Linked DNA regions of Homo sapiens: region 2 is linked to region 1. A link is a loop called in an ENCODE intact Hi-C map of the cell type or tissue named here. Cell type or tissue: dorsolateral prefrontal cortex. All regions are shown on one strand. Links, peaks and the distances in the headings refer to the core of each region. The heading gives the core; the rest is flanking DNA. Region 1 overlaps PEX5L (peroxisomal biogenesis factor 5 like). Region 2 overlaps PEX5L (peroxisomal biogenesis factor 5 like).

Region 1 (9,897 bases), core at 1,031-9,030:
AGGGCTATTACTTTCATTAAAACTTAAAGATAAGCTTAGAGTTTTAGTCTCTATAAAGCATGTCTAAAGTTTAAATCTGGAAAATTGTTTGGAAAAACAAAATAAACCACGGAAAGTAGTGTAAAAGAAGCTAAACTTTTAAGTCATATAAAAACAGTTTTAAAATTCATTATAAAAAGTGTGTGTTCTATTTTATATGTATAATACTACTGGAAAAAAAATAAGGCAAGTCTCTTTCCACTAAATTTTTTCTTTTTTTCTAGCAGAGGAACAAAGAAAAACCACAAACGAACCCCGAAATCTGAATTGGGATTATTATGGTGATTTCGATCTTGCAATTGCAGCTATTTCACCAAAGGCTTTTATTTCATCCTTGCACTGTACTTACCATAAGATGCTTGCTACATGTAAACATCAGTACCTATTTCTGTTATTGCAGAACCATTTTATTCAGCACTGACATAGAGCATAAACATGAATAAGGTATATTCTTTTCAAGCAAGAAATGTGAGAGGTAAACACAAATAGCAATAACATACTTGTAAAAGTGCTCTGAGAAAGAAACAGATGAAGTGCTGTGGGGATTACCGGCAGAAAGGGCTCTGTCTCATTCCTTAGCAGAGCCTTAGAGAAATGTTTTGCTGGAAGATGGGTTGGCTCCGTAAACCCCTTGAGGACAGGAACCACACCTCATTCATCTTTGTATCCCTTCCTGCTAACATTTGATGAATGTTTAAAACACATTTTTTAAATAATATTGTATACAAGGGAGTTGACTCTGGAGCCAAATTTCTGGTTCAAATCCCACCTCTGCTAAGTTAGCGAACGAGCTACCAAATTTTAATTATATTTTATAGAAAACTTGTTTTCTCCAAAACGAGGTGTGTGTGTGTTTTAATTCTAATGTCATGCTCTTAGTATAACAGAAGAAAAATGTTTCCTATTGAGGACTCCATTCATGGTAGAAACATCCATAATTGTCTTACATGGTGAGAGAGTCTTTAAAATTATCATCATTGTATATTATTAAAAACTAAAACAAAGCAGTATCCCTGATGTCTAATTATAGTGAATTGTTCCTTAGTGTTTTCATGGACTTCTGGGAATTCACAAAATAAACAAACTGAGAGGATGGCCATGGTTATTCATGAACTAGAATTTCAGAGTTAGAGAGGGCCTCAGACCATTCTATATATTAATCTCCTCACTATTGGTGAGGAAGCCAAGCTATAGAGAAGACTTAAGTCAGAAGAATGAAGGGCAATGATAGAAGAGATTTGAAACTAATTTTCTTGACTTTTGTCTTGATACATAGGAGGTACTTCATAGAATATAATAATATATAACATATAATATATAATATTTAATATATTATATATAATGTATAATAAATAAACAAAAGTGTAAAAGTAGGATGAATAATCAACACATGAAATTATGAAAAGGCATAATGGGATATTTGGGTTTAAACTACAGAGACAGAGAAATAATGGCTGATAGTGATTTAGGTCACAACAAGTGAGCATGACTGATTTGGGGAAAAAACATTCTTTTCCACAAAGAGAAGTAAGTGCTGTAACACCACCACCACCACCACCACCAACACTCAATATCTTATCTTTCTGTTTTTAATTCTATCCTTAATTTTATTCTAATGTGTTAATCTTATCTCCAGAAAAATGTGGCTAGGTCATACCATGGGGAAGGATGACTTTGATCAATGATTATATCATAATACTTAAAGTTTTATTAAATCCTTACTGCTATCTCTAATGTTTAAGTTAGCCTCCTATTAATTGGATGTCAGCTCAGTGCTATGAAATATTTTTATATATCTATCTCTCTATATATGTGAATGTTTAAAATCATGCCCTTGTCTTTAAGAAATTTCTAATTTAAAATAGATGAGATTCACAAGGTACTAACACAGTTCACCTATCTCTGCAACTGACCTTTAATTTGGTTGTTTAATTTGTCCTTGAATATACCTGGTTCAATTATCACGCAGGAATGAACAATACAGAAAATTCTTGCTGATTTTTATCACAAAAGAAGTAGACATGTACCAGCAGTGCAGCTGGAGCCAGAGGGGCTCCAGAGGTGACAGTGCTCTCAATAAATGCCTGACCTTGACCTTCACCCATGAAGTGAATGATGCTGAACTTCCAAGAACTCAGACAGGGTTGCAGATGGATTTTATTACCTTTCTGATGTAAATCTATACTTAGTTGTAAAGTGTTATTCTTAAATGTTCCTACTTATTAATTTAGCTGATTTATTTGCATTTATATTTGAACATTTCTTGCAAATGTAAATAGCTTTCCATTTATGCTCTTGATCATTTGCTTTGTCAATAAACATACTTAATTCCACAGGAATCCTAAAGAACAGAGCATTATAGATTCATGAATCCAAGTATTTAATTTCATATTTTATTGCTAACTTTTTATGTAAAAAGAGTGAGTAATGTTCATTAACACATCATATTTATTTATGAAGTTATATTTTCATGATGAAATTTTATACTAGCTTAACATCTATACAAGATTTTCTCTAGTGGGTAAATTGCTGTCTCATGATAAAATAAAAAAAGATCTGTTTACAGATTTGAGTCTAAATTTTGGTCTAAAGGAAATCGGGAGAACCACTACGCCACCATATTTTTGACTTATGAATAGCTTGAAATGGCTGTTTACCAAACTTAAATGTTTACACATCCCCAGACGGAAATATCTTTTATGATTTTCTCTCTGCTGTTTTGGGAAAGGGACATTTTCCTCACATAACATCTAGGTTTTGAAATAACACTGGAAAAAAGAATATATGGATTACAGATTCAAGCCCCAGGATGCCTTTGCAAGTTTCTCTCTCTTATACATTCCTAAAATGTATTTTAAAGCCGTTATCAGTGTGAACTATGTGAAAAGTTGCCATTTTTAATAGAGATTTTAAAAACCATTCTATTTGATTGGGGACTATCTTTCAATATTTAATTCAAAACACTATACATATGACCTATTAATTTACTCTCAAACTGAGTGTGTACTTCTGTCACTCATGTACAACTGAGCCATATTTTCAAATACCCATTTTCCATATACTTTATATATAATTATATTTCCTTATAAAAATTATTTATTTCTTTATTTTATTTAAATCTGATCTTCCTACATAAGTTTGTGTCTTTTCAGCTAACTTTTAAGTTCCCAAATAAGAGGGAATATCATAAAGCTTTGTTTCTGTAAGAAGATAAGATGCTAAAAAATATTTGATAATGAATGAATGAATAAGTATTTACTTCTATAAACATGACTTGGATAAGCACTTCTGAGAAAAGGTTGAGGTTCAGAGAAAGGAATCACGATTCAAAATAAAGAAAAATTAAGATGAAGAATGAGGACTCAGGGTAGGTGGATATCAGATATGCTGAAGAGATCTATTTCTTATTCTGCTCTGTGTTTCTCAGATTTTATTTTAGCACCCACAGTTTGGAAATCAGATAAGCTTTCCTGGGAGTATAGCCAAAAGGCAAAGTGGATTTCAGCAATTTCTATTTATTATGGTTGTACAGTGTGTCAGGAACTGAATGGAACATATACGTTACATTAGAACATCCTTTCCCACCAAAGGCAGTGTTCTGGTTCCTCATCTATTAATATATACCATATACCTCATATGAACAAAAGTAAAACATACGTTGTTTCATATAATATTTTTATACATATATATTATGTCACGATTAGTTTTATATTTGCAATTTTTCCATCATTTGGTAGGTCTGTGTTAACCTTTCTATTGAATGGGCTGGAACCATTTTAGCCAGTGAATATCTCATGTAAGAATATTCTAAAAGAAATAACACAGAATGCAACATAGTCTTGCTTTACCACTAACCGGCTGATGACAAGTAACTAACAGTCGGTGCCTTGGTTGGTGATATGGCCAGTCCTTCTGACTTGACAATGCAGTTATGAATATAAACTATGTTATAAATGAAAACATATTTTTTGAAGTGAAAATCATGTTAAAGATAGCGCCAATATTTATGGCTGTGCAAGTCATTTCCAAACCTGCCTTTCATTTTATTCGTTTTTAGAGAGGGGAAGAGCTTCTGTTGGCCTGGGAACCTTGTTCATTCTAATAGGAGAGTGGGTGCTGCTCTGAAATGAAAAATGACACACACGAATTTGCAGAAAGCTTGAGGTAAACATTTAGACAGCTCACACGAAGCCTTTCACCCAGGCCTGCCTGTCTTACTGGGTGACATCCAGTTGCTATGCTTCTCAAAGGGCTCCCCCTGCCTCTGAGATGGCTCTCTAAGGTTGCTGCAGATTCAATTTGTTCAAGTTGTCTGTTTTTTGTTGTTGTTGTTGTTTGTTTGTTAAAATCCAGAACAGCAAGCCTAGAGTTTTCGGGCCACTCTATTAAAGGCATCATAGAGCCACAGAAATCAATACAATCAACTTTATTTCACAATCAGGTGTGAATGGTCAATATGCAGAAATCCATTTCTTCTAGCTCCGTGTATTGGTGTCTATTTTAATTGTGTGCATAAAGGAGTGGAACGTGTGAAGGAAGTGTGCCAAACAATCTTCTCCATTGCTCAGTAGGGTAATGTCTTGTAGGCTGTGTTTAGGGCCATGGAATAGATCATAAAGGTTTAAGGCCATATAGGGTCACAGTTGGAAATAAAGTCAATAATTTGAACTCCAGGTCTCTGGGATTTTATGTTTCTCTGTAGACTGTAATTTACTCATATAATCGTGCTTACTTAAAGAATGCATATATAAATGCATAAATATTCCTCCCAGTCAACCAACTTTTTCTGATCTCCAGTAAATCAATGTTTGCCAAGAACTTTCACTGTCCCAAGGTATTAAATTTGCTAACATTCTATAAAAGTGTGCTCCTGGCTCTGGTTGGAATTTTAGCCTCTGGTTTCTACTTCTGACTTATGAGGATACCTCATTTTAAATGTGCAAACAGGCAATTTCAGTGATTTAAGGTAGAAGCATACCTTGAGGTTCTAGTTTCCCATTTTTATTTATCATCATATTTCCTCCTTCAATTCTCTCTAAGTGGGTATACCAAAGGCAATTCACAATTCTGCATCTAATATAACTGTCAATGAAAATATTTGTATTTCCTTGGGACTGAGGAAATCAGAGAGATAAAAGGAAACAGAAATACTTCCCACTGCAACTAACTTATCCCATTAATTAGTTTGAGGGTATAATTTCCATATGATCACCTTATTGTAGAATTTTAAATGATGGGAAGTAGTGGTCTCTGTTTTGATGAGATAATCTTTATCAACTGGATAATGTCCCCCCTCAATAATATAAGGATATTTCTAAAGCAGAGAATCCAGTATTAAAACTTGGCAACAAATCTGTGAATGTTCTTATCGACAAGAGTCAGAAATCAAACAATTAGGCTTCTTAACGAATTAATGTACACTTCAATTTTCAAATTTGAGATGGTCAGAGAGATTAAGAAACTTGTCTAAGGTCACACAGGTAGGAATTGCTACAACTTGGATTAACATCTCATCGAAAATTTCCCCCATGTCTTCAAAACCAGAAGAAAAATATGAAAATAATCTTCTCAGTCAAATAACGCCATGATATTCATTTCGCTTACAATTATATAATCCATGGGGATAAATAACAGATGATTATCATTTCATATAATGAGCAAATCATGCAATTAATTGATAAAATAAAAATTTAAACCAATACAACAAAATATTAGAACTAAGTAGAAAAAGTAGAATAAATATAACATTGGTCTAATTTTATCGTAAAGTTAGATCAACAGCTTCTCCCCCAATAAAATCTAATTTTACACATATATCCTATTTTACATATATCTTATATATAAGATTTATACACATGATAAACTCTAGATACTATTTAAATTGCTTTTTTATTACATTAAGTACTATCTCAAAATGTTAATTTATTAAAGTTTAGTTTAGAATAATAAAATTATTTTACTGGGAAAAGCTTCAGATTCTACCAGTCCTTTTGTGATGTGAATGAGAAAACTGAAACCCACAGAGATAAAGTGATGTTTCCCAAGTCATATACAAGTTAGAGCAGAAACAGGCCTGGGATCCAAGTGTTTTGCCTGTTGGCTTATATTCTTTCTTTTGTTCTTCACACTTGCCTTAAAAAAAATCAGACAGGAATTTGAATGCATTACTCAAGAATAATTGATTTTTTAAAGGGAATAGTTCATTTTCATAATAATTTAATTTCATCTTCAAAGATGCTAGATAAAATGCTTAATCTATACTAGTCTATGGGACTCTTCAGAAGTTTAAATCAAACCAAGCAGACTAATTAAGGCTAATTAAAAGATGAATTTGTTCAACAATTCTTTATTTAATCCAACATGTATTGCTTGCCCACCATGACTAGGCTCTGTGCTAGGTACCAGGGTTGAAAAGATGAACAAGATACAGCCAAGAGAACCACCCCACCAAGAAGTAGGGTAAGGGGAGCTGAGACAGAGTTCTGCACAGGCTCAGGGTGCTATGAGAACATGAGGAAGGCATCTAACCCAGCCCTGGAGGTTTACGGAAGACTCCTTATAGGAAGTGATACCTTCAGCTGGATTTTGAAGGATAAGCAAGGATCGGCCAGGTAGGTGAGAATGTGGGTGACCCGGTCAGAGAGAACATCACTAGAGAAGGCCAGAGGCATGGAGGCACAAGTCCAATTTGGGGACATGTTCAAAATCTAGTAAGGTTAGAGTTTGGAGTTCTTATGAGGACATTGTAGATGAGAAAACAGCAAAGTAGGGCTTATAAGTCATATATTATTGTGGAGGCCAGTGTTTTTCATACTTCAGTGTGCATTAAGTTCAACTGTGGAATCAGAGTCCCAGGCCTCGTTCTCAGGGAGCCTTATTCAACAGGGCTGCAGTGGGGTCCAGGAATCTACATTTCTAACGAGCATTCTAGACAATGATTCTAAAGATGATTGCACTTAGAAACACTATTATAGATGATGCTTAACATGAAAGGACTTCAAATAAAAGGATGATATGAGAGAGGAGCGGATGACTCCCAGGTTTCTGACTTAGGTAATTGAGTGGATGGTGGTGCTATTACACAATCCAGAAAAATAGGGGAAGAGGTAGGCCTTACGGAAGTTGGTACAGTTGGTGGTGGTGACAGTGAGTCCATATCTGAACATGTTGACTTTGAGTTGGAACAGGTACAGGTAGTCAGTTAGTGAGACTGGTGTTAAGTTGGGGAGATGTAACTGGTTTGTGGACAAATATTGAGGATGAGCATAGATGCTTAGTTACTTTAACATTTCTTTATCTGTTTAAGCATTTATTAAAACACCAGAATAATGTGCAGTATAAGCCACAGGTAAAATAACAATTTTGGACAAATGAGACCCAAAAACACATGTATTTTAACTCTTAAAATAGAAGATGGGAGTAATGCTTCCTTGATATAACACAGAACATTTAATTTCTATTACTTATTGATTCTGAAACCAGAATATAATCACATGAATGTGCTAGGAGTTGATTTCTAAAATATTAATTTTAACAAAATCAGCTATGAAAGAAAACATGATTTTTATTTTGGTATTTTAATTTTACATTGAATAATTTGATCAATGCTATCACATTCTGATTTTTATAATGTTACTTCTTAGTCCTTCCACACTCCTAAATTAATTGAAAGTTTAAAATTAATTTTAAGACATTAGGGAACAAATGTTCCATTTAAAATAGATATTTTAATATGAATTGAGATTAGTAAAATAAGAGCTGTGCATATTTCCTCCACAATAATTTTGATCCTGCCATTTAGAAGTAGTTTCCTTTCAACAAAGCTGGTGTTTTCTCTTCCTGCATAAATGGATGTCTAAGATCATAAGAAATTAAGAGAACTCCCTCAAATAAATAGCAACGGATTTTTCTCAAGTAAAGTCTTGTATTTAAAAGAGGGGTTAATTTAAAGGAGGTTAAAACATTAAAGTAATACATGAAACACTTGGTTAACTACCTTATTAATGTTGAATGTTTTACAATAGCAAAGTACAAAATAAAACATAAAAATATTTAGGTAAGTAATAGAATTTTGAGTGGGGATATTTCAGCTTGGTTTATACATACAATCAAGATAATATTGAGGATCTTGAAAAGTGTCTCCACACTGGGCTTCTGAGCTCCGATTAATCCCATAGCCTCAATATTATTCTGGCCTTCTGGGCATTTCTGATTCTAGAGGGGATTTCTGCATAAAAGATGGGTGTTTTGTGACTGTTCTGTACTCCACTAAGCAAGTGCACTCCATCCTACACAAAGGGGCTCTCAGAGTATTACATGCATAAATGTTACAGGTGTTGAGTGCAGAGTATCGGTAAAGCTATTTGGATTCTACATCTGTGTTGAGTAAGTGGTAGAAAGAATGCATCAGTGATTTCTACCCTCCAAGGCCACCGCAATGTCCAGAAAACTTGCAAAATCATTTTATCTCCTGTTAGTTGAGTCATTTTGCAGCGGCTGAGGTACCGACATGGAGATATGGCCTGAATTTGCTATGCAGGCGCAAGCAATAGAGTGAAAAACAGAAGACCCAGATTCTACTCCTCAGTCCCCAATTGATTTGACAAGGAAGTCTGGGGGAGGTGGTCCAACCTGTATGCTGCATTCTCTTTATCAGCATGACAGAGATAAAATATCTATCTTTTGCCAACCTCACTGAGGCACTCTAAAGATTAACTTTTACGAACATCTCACTGTCACAAAAAGTGACTATTGTAGCAGAGATATCAGTATTATATCACAAATAAGAATCTGCTATATCAGGGATAGCTTTACAGGAAAATGTCTTATTTGCAGAATGAGGAGACATACGGCAGCATGCTCCCAAACAGCACGTCCTCTGAAGAATTAGGAGAGGCTGATCTTTGGCTTCGTAAGAAATATCAAGCTTCTCGATGTTAGCAAAATTTTAAAATGTATTTTCCATTATATGGTTAGTAGTAAACTGGGGGAATCGGCCCTGACCAAGCACTCACAGATGTATTGTATCACTAATTAGAGGCCTGATAATAATAGAATCCTAGAGCTGGAAGGAAAGCCAGTAAGCCTTTAAAGAGACCATCCTCTATAAAAGCCTTAGCAAACACATCCAATTTGTGTTTGAATATATTTGGTAAAATAGAGCTAATTTATTCACCTTTCACCACTCATCTACACACACACACGCACACACACAGAGAGAGAGAGAGAGAGAGAGAGAGGGAGAGACTAGCTGCTTGGTAGAGGAGACCCCCTTCAGAGCCATACCTAGCTCCTTGGTAGAGGAGACCCCCTTCAGAGCCATACCTAGCACCTTGGTAGAGGAGACCCCCTTCAAAGCCATGCCTATGGTTGTGCAGATTGGCTGTGCAAAGATGTCTGGGTGAGGGGGCACTATTCAGGTCTGAAATCCAACCCTCTACCTCACATACCAAGTGTGTGCCTGGGTGTGGGATTGTGTTCCCCAGGAAAAAACACAGTCTTTGTATATTTGGTCCACCCAGAAAGGGTACATTTTTATTATTTGCACAAAGGTAGTACATGTCACTGGCACTGGTATTTCTTGTCTCCTTTTAGAAAGACCTCTGTGTTGACATGGGATTTTTGAATCTTCTTAGCCTGTAACTGAATGGGAAGAATCACTCCTCCGTATTTCGGGCTCACATATAAGAGTAACTGTGCCCGGCACTTTGGGAGGCCGAGGTGGGTGGATCACGAGGTCAGGAGATTGAGACCATCCTGGCTAACACTGTGAAACCCCGTCCCTACTAAATATATATATATATATATATATATATACACACACAAAAAAAAAAAAAATTAGCCGTGCGTGGTGGCAGG
Region 2 (9,897 bases), core at 944-8,943, 76 kb before region 1:
ATGGAGATTCATAGAGATAAAATTGCTCATGTCATCTAGGCAAGAAATTCTTCCTTTCATCTATTAAAATGTGGGCTGGCTGATTACCCTTTTTCCCACTAGGTTCAATGGAGTTGAGATGCTAATGAAGGCACCCTGTCCATTACTAACTTACATAGATGAGAGGTTAGAAGGTATTTAATCTGTTAATCCCTTCAAAATTGTGCATCTGCACAAAAGGCCTTGAAATCTGGTTACTCTGGAGATTTAACAAGAGCTGTTTAGTATAATTAGATCAGCATGATGAATACAAACCTCTAAACTATCATTTAACACTATGGTGTGCAAGGGAAATAGCGTGTTTAACAAAACTGTCTGCATCCATCCACTGGGGTTGGCATTATAAGGTTCATTAACTTATCCACACAAAATAAGAGTTTACGGGAAAAATATCACAGAGGAACACAATGAAAAAGATAACTATTTTAAGTGAGGCAAAGGAACTCTCAACATAGACATGCCTCAAGGAGAGGATGTGAATGTTGGCTATAACCTGTAAATTCCTTTCTTAAAGTGTTCCAAATTTATGGATGACATTACTTCATTTTGGAAACTGACTTTGGGGCATGCTGCATTTTGTAAATGCTTTAAGACCTGCAGCTGCTGCTTCCTGCAGGGTGTGAGACCAGTGCTGGATTGTCTTAAGCCATTAGACCCCAGTCTTAAATCTCTTCTGGAGTTCAGTGCACCGTCACTTACTGCATTAGAGGTTAAGTTCTGAGGCAGCAATTGTCAGAAGTATTTTCTTCACAAGGAGCATAAAACACGAGCCCTGAAAGGATGACCTGGTCTAGTAAATGGCTCAGGGGCTGGGAAAAGACTGCATCATGCTGCTGAAACTCTGCCTCACAAATTTATGCCATTTGAATTCCTTTGGGAAATTCACTGCACCTAAAAATTACACTTCAGTATCCTTGTCCTGAAAATTAGACTTTCTACATGGTCTTCACTTTTGATTGAGTAGGCATCCTTTGAAATGAAGATGCTTACTGAAGAAACCAGGAGTGATCAGCTCTGAAAAACAGGATTGATACCTCTTATAAGACAGTGTTGGTAAAGCCTTCTCAAAATTCTTAGTCCAGTGGCTCTCAAAGTATGGTTCCTAGACCAGAAGCACCCACATACCTCGATAACTTGTCAGAAGTGCAATTTCTCTACTGAATCTAAAACTCTAGGGGTTGGGCTCTGTAATTTGTATTGATGGATATTCTTGAAGTCTTAAACTAAAGCAAGATGTTCAGAGGGTTCAGAAGAGAGGAAATAAAATAGGTCTTGGGAATTAAAGCTTCAAAGAAAGTCTGAAGCAAGTGGAAACTGGGCTTTAGGGGTAATGTATGTGTTAACTACAGATACATAGACTTCTGGGCCCAGAGGAGAACTTAGAACATATAGCCCAGTTAGGCCCCTCATTTACAAAGGAGCAAAGTCAAATGATTTGCCAATTCACATTCCTAGACTTCTTCATTACCTAGAGCCAAGTGCCTCAATTAGCATGTTCATAAGCCATAAAGAGGTTACAGCTGTGCACTCAGGCCCCCCCACTGAGTGAGCAGACAGGTGTGAATAGCCAGGTCTCCTTGGTGAGTGTCCTGAGAAGAGCAGGTCTGGTGGTGTACATCATGCAAAGTTGGAAGACATGAACCCAGAGGAAAGCCAGAGAAAAAATGAGTTGGTATCATTTTGATCAACTTATGGTCCTATAAATGAGGGTGGATAAAAATAAAAGGAAAGTTATATGATGACAGCCAAATAGTTCTCCATGAGCACATCCTAGAAATGCTGACATAGGGGCTCCTCAGCATTACATGAGGTGCAAAATTTTAATTTATTTTTTTACCAGAATTTCAGGAAGAGGGATGGACTATGTGCTGGTTCTTGTTGGGTACTAGTCAGTGCAGGTGACCTGATTATGCTTCCTAGGGACTGTGTGCAGAGGGAACAGTCAGACACAAGGAGCCTGGACTTTGCAGACAGGGAAGTGGGCATGGCAGCATGGCATGGATGAGGAAGGGGTGGATGAGAATGAAGCTTGGAGGAGAGGAATGGGTAAAGAGAAAGAAAGAGATGGAGAGGTGGGAAGAGAGAGAGAAAGCTGGGAAGAGAAAGAAAGAGGTGGTGAGAGAGAGAGAAGAGTGAAATTGAATTGAGCAGTTACTGTGTGTGTTGGGGGGCGCTGGGGGATGTGGAGACGTTTAATGAGATGGAAAGAGACCTACAGAAGGCTTTTGAGAGACTTTCTGCATGAAGTGCTACGGGATCCCCTTAGTTGCCACTATCAGGAAACTTCATTAATGGTCTACGGTTTCTTCAAAGCTTATGCCATCTGGCTACTGTTTCTTTGAAATGGTACTGCATGAAGAGAGAACCATGTGGGGCTCCAGTTATATACTGGACATAGAATACTCTATACAGCATTAATTTACCTCTAAAGGAACAGCAACCCATGCTCCACTTTTGCTCTGCCTGTATATTTAGAGCAAGACGTAACTCCTTAAGAACAACATGGATCCAATCCTCAGAGGCCTAATTTAGAGAAATGTCTCCTTCATTTATTGAAGCTTAAATAATACATTGGTACAATAGTGTGAACTTACCATTTTAGTCCAAAATAAGGATCTTCTAGCACGAAAAGAGAAATAAGTGACCTTTTACAATGTTGAGAGGTTTTAAAAATGTAAGAAACAGGAGGGGAAGAGTCTTGAGCTACCTCTTTTTCCCCAAATCATTTAATGAGTGCTTAACATGTGCCAGGCGTTATGGTAGGCCAGAGGTAGAAAAGATGAATAAGATATAACCAGCGGTCTTTCACTTTCAAGAAGATTGAAATGTAACAGTGGCAGACGCAGTGGATAAAATACAGTGCAAATAATAGCAAGTGATAGAAGTATGTGAAGGGTGGGGCACAAGATTAGAGCCATTTATTGTGCGCCAAGCTCTACTGTAAACATTTTAAAATTTGTTTATTTTATTGTGTTAAAATATGCATAATATACATTTACCATTTTGCCGATTTAAACATGTACAGTTCAGCGGCATTTATACGTTCACATTGTTGTGTGATCATCTCCACACCTTTCCCCCAACTGGAATTCTGCAGCCATTAAACAAGAACTCTTGCCCTTCCCCTCAGCTCAAAATTCTCTACGAGGTACTTCATATATATGGAACCATACAGTATTTTTCCTTTTGTGTCTGCATTATTTCATTCACCATGATGTTATAGTAAGCGTTCAACATTCAGTACTTCATGTAATTCTCAAAATAACTTTATCAGGTTGGTGGCATTTCCCCCATTTCACAGATGAAGGGACTGAGAATCAGGGAAGGTATTTGTTCAAAAGTCACAGTCAATAAATAGCATAGTGTGAATTTGAACGCCAGTCTGTGCGATGCCAAAATCCAAGCTCCTACCCACAACATTGATTAACCTGGTAGAAAAGAGTGAGTAGAAAACTTTCCAACACAGCTCATACTAGTTATAAGAATAGAATATTTCTCACTTTGAAAATGAGATTATTTGGCCAGGCCCAGTGGCTCACGCTTGTAATCCCAGGATTTTGTGAGGCAGAGGTGGGCGGATCACGAGGTCAGGAGTTCGAGACCAGCCTGGCCAACACAGTGAAAACCCGTCTCTACTAAAAATACAAAAACTAGCTAGGCGTGGTGGTGGGCGCCTGTAATCCCAGCTACTTGGGAGGCTGAGGCAGGAGAATCGCTTGAACCCGGGAGGCGGAGGTTGCAGTGAGCCCAGATCGCGCCACTGCACTCCAACCTGGGTGACAGAGTGAGACTCCTCAAAAAAAAAAAAAAAAAAAGAAGAAAAGAAAAGATTATCAGCTTTTCAAAGAAAAGGTTGATTGGAGGAAGAGGATCTGGATTTAAAGTTCACTCTGCTTTTTACCACTGGAGGAAAAGCTGTTGCCGTCTGTATGTACTTCTAGTCTATTGAACCCTTCCAGAAACTGGCCTCCGGACTGAAATTAATTGTGACAGCCCTTTCTGCATCTTCTCCCAAGAAGCCTGGGCCTCATTTCTCCTCCGAGGGCTCCTTTTCGTGGCTGCTATTTCTGCTGCTTTGTTTTGGAGCACTTTGCACCTGGAGCCTGAGGAGGGCCACTCCGAACCCGATGTCCCTCTCGCGGCTGTTCTGGCGTGGGATGTGTCCGCAGTTGCCAGAGCAATGACAACACTGCGGGACCGCGGAGGCGGCTGGGCGGGGCTGGAGCCTGTGACCGCGCCCGCTGCGCGCATGCCCAAGGCCCCAGCGCTTCTGCAGGGCAGTGGCACCGGTAGGCACTCGGAGGCGCGGAATCTCCTTTATCTTGAATTCTTTGGTCCTCACCTCCCTCCCACTGCACCCGGATTCCCTCTCTCGACCCAGGCGCATGAGACGGATGGTTTCTTCCCAGGACTCTGCCTTCACTGGGACGCACACATGGAAGACAGTGGACTGGGACAGAGTTCACCTGTCAACTGAGTCTCCTGTATACTCGACCCTGCTCCAGCCCTTCAAGGCCAGCTGCCTTTTGATGGGAACAGGGAGTTAGCATGTGTGGTGACCTGAGCTAGAACAACCAAAGGACGCAGCTTTCAGATTGATCTTTTCTTCCTCTCTCCATTTTGTCCTCTTAGGTTACATATAGTAGACATAATGGAAAGGCCGTATTACTTTGGCATCAGGAGGCCTGCGTTCCAATTCTGGCTCTGCTACTTATGGGCTATGTGTCCTCCAGCAATGCAGTAATGTCCTCTGAACCTGTTTCCTTATCTGTAAAATGGGGATAGTAACAATACTAACATCCAGTGTCGTTGTGTGACAATCAAATGACGTAACATATACCAAAGCACTTGCAAAAGTAATGAACTATATGAGTTGAATATTATTGTTGTTATTATTATTTTACTATATTTACTTTTAGAATCCTGCTTACTTTCCTATTTATGGTAGATGAAGATTGCTCTGGATTTCAAGCAAGCATCTTTATATTAGGTTAGCGCTATCATCAGCATTTGCACTGTATGAACACTATGCCCTGTATGGCCAGCAGCCACCTTGGCAGTGGGGAAACAAATCATTCCATCTCTTAGCACAGAGATTCTTATTCCTTGTATAAGTGAGTGAATTGCTCATTTGTTGCACAATTAATCACATCTACTTCCTCATTTCCTAAAATGAAATCATCTAATGAATTGGATGAATAAAGAGGAAAACTGGCTTTTAATTCATTTATCCAAAGTATTTAAATGTGTAATAATTAGCCTGCAGTAAATTATTGTGAGGAGAACAGAAACTCATGTCCAATTAGTCGAATCCTTTCCTATAGAATTTAGGTATGGAAATTCAGTTTCTGCTCACTGGAAGCTAACTTTCTGGGAAGCTGAATGTGGTCTGCATTCTGTGTGCAATGTTTTATTCCACCACGTGGAGAATCACAATAAGACAGCAGAGGCGGTGAGCACTAAGCACGTGACATCTGTGGCCCGCTGCTGTCATTATATATGAGAGAGAAAAACAAGGCTTGAATTCTTAGATGCTCAAGTCAGACAAAGGTCTCTTGAAGGACTCAGTAACAATTCTCAACACAATGCTTAATTCTACCAATTGTGCTCCATCTCCTTTTTCCTTTCCACATCAGCTATTCAAATTCCCTGGGTAAAGCAGAAGGAAGCAGGACCAGATAAGGCTTCCTGGTAAAACTGGGTAACTCACACATTGAGGACAAGTGATGCCTACTCTCAATGGGGCTCTCTCAACAAACTTGCCAGAAGAATATGCCCTCCCCCCCCCAAAAAACTGAAAAAGTTTATAAACTTATATTCCACTCAAATTACAATTAGAACAATTTATGAATTCAAAGGCTACTTTTTAATATAGAAACAGGTCATCATGATGTCCGGGTAGTTCATCAGGAGCCATTACAAATTTTAGGGAATGGAGGGAATATATCAGAAATTTTAGAAATTTTGTGTCCACAAATCTCTGTTGGAAGAGCAACTATTAACTCAGATGATAGCAGACTGCTACTTTCAGAGATGCATAAAAGATGGGAGGTTTACACTCAATCCAGCCTTCTAAGAAGAGACTTTTGCTCAACAAAAATCAATAGACACTATGGTCCCCACTAGAAAGGCTCAGGTAGTCTGGGGACTTGAGTTCAAATCCAGTCTTGGACACTCAAGCAGTTTCCTTAACCTCTCAGTCTTACAGCTCACCATTTATGATAATGGGGATAAAAATGGCTATCTCACAAGACTGTTACGAGGAATAAACGAAATGCCTGGAAAGGTCTAACATGGCCTGGCAGAGACCAGGAGCTTAATAAATGTCAGTTTCCCATTCTCATCCCTTCCTTTTCCTCCAGTTCAATAAATGTCTTTTTTGAAAAACAGAATTATGTTCTTTTAAATGACCTTATCACATGTTACTGCTATACTGAGTTTATAAACCAATTCTGGTAAATCTTGTAAGATTCCAATTTATGCCCATTTTAAGGCCGTTTTCAACAGTTTTCAATTGATGTTCAAGGAAGGATTGCAAACATTTGTTGAGCACCTACAGTACATTGAAGGGTTTCCCCATAACAATGTGCAAACTCTATCTCTACACATACAGAAACAGAAATCACTGAAATGAAGTGAAATGCAAGATTACAAAACTAGTAAGTGGGCAGAATCAGGACGTTCACTCAGGTCTCTTAACATCTCCCTCTGTGTCCGCTTCACAAGGCAAGGTTGCCTGTCAATATGTTTATTTCTTGATAGCAGGTTGTCATGCTGATTTCAAAGTTACATTTGAAATGAGAAAAGCTGTGCAATGCTTGCACTCAGAACTTCTGTTTTATAGTCTTCTTTGGACATAACAGAGTGAAAAATTGAAGCCAATTTGCAATTGGTTCCCTTGTTATTTAATCGTATAGAGCCAAGTTTACCGTGGTCTTCATATCACATCTCTAGCAACCAGAAGAAGCTGGCAGAATGGGGATTCTCAGCTTGCTCCTTTTTAGAATGGTTGGGACAGGGTGAAATCACCTAAATTTTAAGTATTGGGACACCAGGGCTGGGACAGATTTCCTGAATGATGACTCAGGTTTCTGAGCTGGTGTCCCTACTGAGAGAGGATATTTGGAACAGTCATTAAGAGCACAGACTTTACTTCCTGGCTGAGATCCTTTCCCTGTCACTTAATACTGTGTGCCATTAAATAACTTTCTAAATCTCTCTAAGTCTGAATTTCCTCATCTCTTAACTCAGGTTAATGGCATCTACCACTTGAGGTTGTGATAAGGGCTACAGACATAGTTAAAGACTTGTTAGCATGATGCCAGGCTATCTAATAAGACTGCAGTCTCCATGGGAGGTTTTGTATCTGAACAGTTCCCACGGAGGCTAGTACAGGGCATGACACACGCTTGAAAGGTCAATAAACATTTAACAGAATTGTACCTTCCGTCCATGGGAAGACACCTTTCCTTGGGAGTGCTACAGAGGTTTATTCAGCTCTGTCCTCTTGGCGTGGAGCTTTCTGCTTCATGGCAGCCAGTTCCTTTGCTGGACAGCTCTGATAGGAAAGTCTATGAAACATATCCGATCAAAATTCACCTCCTTTTACTTCTATCCACTAGTCTCAGTTCTCCCACTCGAGGTCACGCAGTATATTTCATGCCTCTTGTGTGTGGTTGCAGAGGGAAATGGCATGAATGTTATTTTGCAAAGTTGGAAAAAGAAAGGGTAAAAGCTGGTGACTTGCAAGCCAAATTGAGTGTACAGATAGATGTGTTGATCTGCAGTACTGAAAGTTTTTTTTTTTTTTGCATCTGAATGTTCTAGGGGTATTCATTCTTTATTTGCCACTGTCCTTACCTCTCTTCATTGCTCTGTACTTGGCCAGCTTCACTCTGCTATGTGACCACCTCTACCATCCCCTAGCCTCATCCAAGGGCTCTGATTTTGTAATTCACAGTGAGTGGAAAGAGTTTTGAAATCAGAATAATCTTGAGCTTCAATCCAGGCTCTTGCTGGCTGTATAATATAGAGTAAGTGAACTAATTTTGGTGAGTTACAGCTTTCTTAATGGTAGATGAGGTGCTCTCACTTGCCTTCCAAGATTGCTGTGAAGAATAAAGGAAATAAAGAGCCTAGAATAGTGCAGGACACAGGGCAGGGTCTAAAGAAATCTAAATTCACTAGACACCATCCCTTATCTCCCAACTGAAATTCCTTGTTTACAGGTCAAACACAGAGACTGAAGAAAGAAAAAACATATGCGATAGAGAAGTTAGATGAGAAACTGTTAGAATAGAGGGAATAATGACAACAAGAAGAAAGTGAGAAGATAAAACAACCAATTCACAAAGCACATACAAATTCTTAACTCTAAGTAGAGTCACTAACAGGGTTTCAATGGCTACTCAAAAAGCAGAAGCTCTAGTGAGGTACTGATTAAATCAGAATCCCTGGGCGTGAAACCTAGGAAGGCATCAGTATTTGGAAAAAATCTTCACATTATTCCAGTGTGCATCTGTGACTGAGAACCAGGAGCTAGAGGCTCTCTCATTAATAACAGCACACAGCTATAATGTGAGAAAAGCTTTCAGTTAGTGGAGGCAGCTTTTTCCAGTTTGGGTGGACCAACAGTCCACCTCTAAATGGTGTCAAATAGAGCTGCACTATACATGGATTTTTTGCATTGACAAAAAGAGAAGAATCAATGAGCAATATTTGATGTATATTATTAACTCTGTCAGTAGCAGTGGGTATGTATTGAGTAGCCTGGCTACAAGGGGTTTCATAGTATATGAAACATGGACGCCCTACTTGGGTAATTTTCAATTGAGTGGAGGCTCACACACATTAATGAGCACAGCAGACATGGAAAATCTCTCACTGAGGTATTGTGAAAGTACGCTCATCTGAGAAATTGGTAGTGGCCTTTCTCAGTTCCACAGACTATGTGTTTATCAATCAATTAGAAGCAGGATTGAAATTTCCAAACACTAAAAAATTCTGCAAAGAGTGTAATTAGATTCTGAAACTTAAAAGATAGAAAGCATAATGATAATACAGTTACCATTAATTGAATAAAAATTATATTTTTATTATAATAAATATTACACAATAATTATCGTTACCATTAATTGAACACCTACTATGTGCTAAGAATACATTATTTCAAACCCTTACACCAATTATGGAGGCAGATATGACTATCTTTGTTTTTCAGCCAAAGAAAAGAGTTTCAGGGAGCTTAAGGAACTTAACCATAATCTCAGCTAGGAAGTGGTACAGTCAGGATTAAAACCCAGGTTTTTTTCTATTACAGTAGTAGAATAACACAGGCTTATTCTACTATAGTACCTTAACATTCCCAAACAAAGCAAAAACAATATAAAGATAGTACTGACGCAAAGTAAATAGCATTTTTTTAACTTTGTAGTTGCCAAATTTTAAAAATAATAACCATATTTTAAATGTAATAATCAAAAAAGTTACTTTTTTTTTTTTTTGAGACGGAGTCTCACTCTGTCGCCTAGGCTGGAGTGCAGTGGCATGATCTCCACTCACCGCAAGCTCTGCCTCCTGGGTTCATGCCATTCTCCTGCCTCAGCCTCCCGAGTAGCTGGGACTACAGGCACCCGCCACCACGCCTGGCTAATTTTTTGTATTTTTAGTAGAGACAGTGTTTCACCGTGTTAGCCAGGATGGTCTCGATCTCCTGACCTCATGATCTGCCTGCCTCGGCCTCCCAAAGTGCTGGGATTACAGATGTGAGCTACCGTGCCTGGCCAAAAAAGTTACTTTTAAAGGAGAAGAAAAGTGAAGAATAAGAACAGGGATTGGATTTACTATTTAGAACATTGT

The links. A loop is a pair of places that touch in the nucleus more often than their neighbours do. Peaks named below come from ENCODE experiments on the same cell type or tissue, not always from the same donor. Only the 100,000 strongest peaks of a DNase experiment are listed, where the experiment ranks them.
Region 2: a loop joins it to region 1, with 4 times the contacts of the local background. A loop is called at or near these places in 1 of 110 quality-filtered maps.

The regions. Positions count from the first base shown.
Region 1 is chr3:180,014,520-180,024,416 of GRCh38, forward strand. The region is part of intron 1 of PEX5L (peroxisomal biogenesis factor 5 like); the gene reads right to left. Among named protein-coding and RNA genes, the nearest start is that of PEX5L, 17 kb to the right of the region's middle. RefSeq lists an enhancer at 1-335. In dorsolateral prefrontal cortex, for the core only: CTCF peaks have their summits at 4,297 and 4,498; a DNase peak (open chromatin) is centred at 4,272; H3K4me3 peaks cover 505 bases; H3K27ac peaks cover 3,108 bases.
Region 2 is chr3:179,938,183-179,948,079 of GRCh38, forward strand. The region is part of intron 2 of PEX5L (peroxisomal biogenesis factor 5 like); the gene reads right to left. Among named protein-coding and RNA genes, the nearest start is that of PEX5L-AS2, 45 kb to the left of the region's middle. RefSeq lists an enhancer at 4,134-4,213. In dorsolateral prefrontal cortex, for the core only: a CTCF peak has its summit at 4,199; DNase peaks (open chromatin) are centred at 4,239 and 5,499; H3K4me3 peaks cover 1,629 bases; H3K27ac peaks cover 8,000 bases.